Regions from separate parts of the Homo sapiens genome. Here region 1 is linked to region 2. The links are chromatin loops, found by intact Hi-C in ENCODE. Cell type or tissue: ovary. All regions are shown on one strand.

The links. Hi-C counts contacts between places; a loop is a spot of excess contacts. Peaks named below come from ENCODE experiments on the same cell type or tissue, not always from the same donor. Only the 100,000 strongest peaks of a DNase experiment are listed, where the experiment ranks them.
Region 1: a loop joins it to region 2, with 18 times the contacts of the local background. A loop is called at or near these places in 1 of 110 quality-filtered maps.

Annotation. Positions count from the first base shown.
Region 1 is chr5:141,913,104-141,915,603 of GRCh38, reverse strand. No RefSeq gene overlaps it. Among named protein-coding and RNA genes, the nearest start is that of DELE1, 9.5 kb to the left of the region's middle. RefSeq lists a silencer at 1,300-1,439 and an enhancer at 1,349-1,886. In ovary, no CTCF peak of the experiment used is centred here; a DNase peak (open chromatin) is centred at 1,183; H3K4me3 peaks cover 500 bases.
Region 2 is chr5:140,416,108-140,418,607 of GRCh38, reverse strand. The region is part of intron 1 of ANKHD1-EIF4EBP3 (ANKHD1-EIF4EBP3 readthrough); the gene reads right to left. The region is part of intron 1 of ANKHD1 (ankyrin repeat and KH domain containing 1); the gene reads right to left. Among named protein-coding and RNA genes, the nearest start is that of ANKHD1-EIF4EBP3, 16 kb to the right of the region's middle. In ovary, no CTCF peak of the experiment used is centred here; no DNase peak of the experiment used is centred here.

The DNA.
Region 1 (2,500 bases), 1.5 Mb before region 2:
TTGCTGTCTTCACCCCATCTGTGTTGTCCTCTGTTCACATATCCATCTCTGCCTTTGAACTACAAGCTCCATTAAATCAGAGATTGAATTGTATGAGTCTGTGTCTCTGGTGCCCAACACAGGACCTAGCATATAGAAGAACTTAATAAATGAATGTTTACTGTTGGAAGGAACTGGTGAAACAATGTAGAAGACCCAGGATTCCCTCTGGCCTGAGTCCCACCATCCCCTCTGGGTCATTTACCACAAATAGAGAGCCTAGGCCAGTCACGTCCCGGGGACTGAGGATACAGCAGCGAATGAGATAGGCTGGGCTCCTGGCCTCATGGAGTGAATTGTCCAGGGGGTGATGGACGGGAAACATAACAAAACTGATGATACGTTTCAATTAGGAAGGTTGCTAGGAAGGAGAAGCTGGGCTGCTATGAGAGCATAGAGCAGAGGAACTATATTTTGGGCAGAAATGAATCGGGAAGAATTTCCTGGACAATGTTACAAGTAAATTGAGGCCCAAAGAAAGGGCAGGCTGGGTTGAAGCAGAAGGTGGAAAAGAGCCATCTAGGCAGAGGGAACAGCAGATGCAAAGGTCCTGAGGCAGATAGGAACTAGGTTGCTCAGTGGAAGTCAAGGTTATTGTGGCTGGAACCCAGTGATGGAAGGGGTCAGTGACCTCTCCAAGGCTGCAGAGCTAGGAGCACGGGTTGTAAGAGCCGTGTAGGCTATGATGAGAATTTGAATTTTTATCCCTGATTATAATAGCTAACATTTATTAAATTGTATGTATATGTGCACTGTGTTAAGTATTTTGCATGGTTTCTCATTTTCTTTTCACAGCCTCCCTGGGAGACTGGTACTATTATTCCCATTTTACAGATGATGAAATGCTGGCTCAGGGAGGTAAATTTCTTCAAGGTCACATAGTTGACGGTGGCAGAGTTGATTTGAACCCAGGTATCAGGATCCAACGCCTGCCCCTTTAGGCCCCGCGTGGCCCAGCTTAAGAGCTAAGTGCGGACTTGGATCCGCAGTACACGTTCCTCAAGGCCTAGGTTCCTCTTTCGCCGCCTCCCTTCCCCCGGATTGGGGAAGGCAGGTGCAGGTTTGCCCTGACCAGAGGAGCGCCCCAGCGGCAGGCTCAACTGCCTGCGGAGACGGCCCCAGAATCGCCCGGGGTCAGGCCGCACCCACGTGATGGCCCCGAGGCTGAGCTGCGGAGCACCGCCGCAGTGCAGTGGGCGCGGGCGTGTGCGCGCTCCTGCTGCTGCCGCGGCTGTGAAATCTGGAGGGAACCGACCCCAGACGGTGGCCCGGGGCCTGGGAGGGAGGGCGCCCCTCCGCGCTCGGCAGGGGGCTCTCTCTCCCCACGATCCCGGGGCCGAGCCCGCAGCTCCACTGCCTGCATCACGTTCCCTCCAGCCTTGAGGGGGAAAGCAGCGTTCATTTCTGATTAAAAATGACTATTTTTAATGGGCATCATTCTTTATTTCTTGCTGTCCTCTCCCAGGGCTAGAAAGAGGCGGAAAGCGACACTGAGAATCCATTCCAAACGAGCAGCCAAGAGGAGACGCGGCAGCTCCCAGATGTTGATGTTTTGTTTTTTGACATAAATCTTTGCACTCATATGGGAGTTTTCATTGATTCATGTTCCCATCTGCTGAATTTCCTTTTATTTATTTAATATGGCTTTGGGGGGATATCTTGCTCCGAGGCTCTGGAGGAACAATAACTGTGGCAGCCGTTGCACCCCACCCCCAAATCCCAAAAACCTTGGCTGCCGGGGGAGGGAAATTTAGTGGCATCCTGCGCTCATGCCCTCATCTTGGAGGCAAGCGCTCTAGGCATGCGTTTACGTGGCTGTTCTACTTGGGGCCTGCCCAAGGCTGTAAACCCAAGAAAGAAACAGCATAAGAGAGTCGGGGATCATTCTCTGTTCCTCATCCTTCCTGCCCACCCACAGCACCGTGTTTCCTTCATGCTAAAACACACTTACTCTCCTTTTAACAACTTGGAAATCAGGAAACATTTAACAGCGGATGTATTAAGTGTGTTAAACGTATATCCTTCTCCCCCCACTCATTCTGCACACTCCCATCCCACTAGTGATTCTTAGCAATAAAGAACTCCAGCTCTGGAGTCAGACTGCCTGGGCTTGAATCCTGACTCTGCTTTCTCTAATGAATTCTTGAGCAAGATAACTTCTCTGAGCCTGGGATTCGTCATCTGTAAAATGAGGATAATAACTATCTCTTTCTCAGATATACGTACATTTTACCGATGAGGAAACTGAGGCTGAGAGTAATTAAGAGATTTGCCCAACTAGAGCAGAGCTAGGAAACACCTCCTAGGTCTTTCTGATCCTCACCCTATCCCACCACCTCTCCTATGCCCACAGCCCCCTATGTATCTCACATCCAGTCCACCCTTCTCTGCATGTACTACATGGGACTGTCCTTGCAGGACAGGATATGGCTGGACATCTAAGACTCTATAAGTTGGTTCT
Region 2 (2,500 bases):
ATACAGACAGAAAGTGGATTAGTGATTATGAGGGGCTGGGGGAAGGTGAGAATGGGAAAAGACTGCTAAGGAGTACACGGCTTCTTTTGGGAGTGATAAAAGTGTTTTAGAATAGTTAGTTGATGGTCATACAACTTTGTGAATATATTAAAAACCAATGGGCCAGGCGTAGTGGCTCACACCAGTAATCCCAACACTTTGGGAGGCCAAGGCAGGAGGACTGCTTGAGCTCAGGAATTTGAGAACAGCCTGGGCAACATGACAAAACCCTGACTCTACAAAAAATACAAAAAACAAATTAGCCACTGTAGTGGTGCACATCTGTAGTCCCAGCTACTGAGGAGGCTGAAGTGGATCACCTGAGCCTGGGGAGGTTGAGGCTGCAGTGAACCGTGACTGTGCCACTCTTAACTCCAGGTTAGGTGACAGTGAGATCCTATCTCAAAAAAAAAAAAAAAAAAAAGAAGGCTGGACCCGGTGGCTCACGCCTGTAATCCCAGCACTTTGGGAGGCCGAGGAGGGCAGATCGCCTGAGGTCGGGAGTTTGAGACTGGCCTGGACAACATGGTGAAACCCCATCTCTACTAAAAATACAAAAAAACTAGCCGGGCGTGGTGGCAGGCACCTGTAATCCCAGCTACTCGGGGGGCTGAAGCAGGAGAATTGCTTGAACCCAGGAGGCGGAGGTTGCAGTGAGCCAAGACTGTGCCACTCCACTCCAGCCTGAGCGACGACAGAGCGAGACTCTGTCTCAAAAAAAAAAAAAAAAAAAAAGACTATATGGGAAAAGTTCCTTGTACTATTCTTACAACTTTCCAGTAAGTTTGAAATTATATCACAATAAAAAGTAACTGGGTTGGGTGCAGTGGCGCATGCCTGTAATCCCAGCACTCTGGGAGGCCGACGCAGGCAGACTGCTTGAGCTCAGGAGGTTCAGGACCACCAGCCTGGGCAACATGGCAAAGCCCATCTCTACAAAAAATACAAAAATTAGCCAGACATGGTGGCATGCACCTATAGTCCCAGCTATACTTAGGAGGCCGAGGTGGGAGGATGGCTTGAGCTCTGGAGGTGGAGGTTGCAGTAAGCCAAGATCGTGCCACTACACTCAAGCCTGAGTGACAGAGACACTGTCTTTAATTAATTATTAATTAAATTAAAAATTTTAAATTAAAAAATTTTTTAATTAAAAAAATGTTTAATTAAATAAATAAATACATAAATAATAACCAAAAAAAAAGAGAATGTATCCACTACTGTCCCTTTTGGGATTTGCTCCTTTGTCATAATGATAACTACAGGTTCATTTATCTAAGTTTAATACCATATTGAGATAATTTTTCCAAGACTGAGCTCATATCTAATCATATAAAGGATAAAGAATATTCTTTCTAGCATTTAATCAATATACGACATATCCTGATCACTCACAAATTAGTCAATATGAGGATAAATCAGGAAAAAATAAGGATTATATTTCAAAAACATATACTCAAAGTAAACATCCCATGTTATTTTGGGTTCAATGGCTTCAGGGAGAACATCAGTTGACTGAGTCTGGCAGCCTCTCCATCATAGATGCTTTTTAATATTTTGTCCAGATCAAGTCCTTTGATTTGCTAATAATTATTATAATAAAACAATTACATAAAATTTGTATTAAAAGTTTTTCTCATCCAAAACAATCTATAGATTCAATACAATCCCTATTGAATCTCAATGGCACTTTTTGCAGAAATTAAAAAAAAAAAAACCCATCCTAAAATTAATATGGGATCTCAAAAGACCCAGAATAGTCAAAATAATCTTAAAAAAGAAGAACAGGTTAGGCATGGTGCCTCACACTTGTAATCCCAGCATTTTAGGAGGCCAAGGTGGGAGGATCACTTGAGGCCAGGAGTTTGAGACCAGCCTGGACAACATAGTAAGACCTCATCTCTATAAAAAATTAAAATTAAAAAAAAGAACAAATTTGAAAGACTAATGCTTCCTAATTTCAACTTACTATAAAGCTACAGTAATCAAAAGAGGATGGTGGCAAAGAGACAGACATATAGACCAATGGAATAGATCAGAGAGTCAAGAAAGTAAACCCACTTATATATGGTCAATTGATTTTTGACAAGGATGCCAAGGCCATTCAATGGGAAAATAATGGTCTTTAACAAATGGTGCTAAAAAACTGGATATCCACAAGCAAAAGCATGAAATTGGACCTTACCTTATACCATATACAAAAATTAACTTGGCGATTCCTCAAGGATCTAGAACTAGAAATACCATTTGACCCAGCCATCCCATTACTGGGTATATACCCAAAGGATTATAAATCATGCTGCTATAAAGACACACGCACACGTACGTTTACTGCGGCACTATTCACAATAGCAAAGACTTGGAACCAACCCAAACATCCATCAATGATAGACTGGATTAAGAAAATGTACCACATGCACACCATGGAATGCTATGCAGCCATAAGAAAGGATGAGTTTGTATC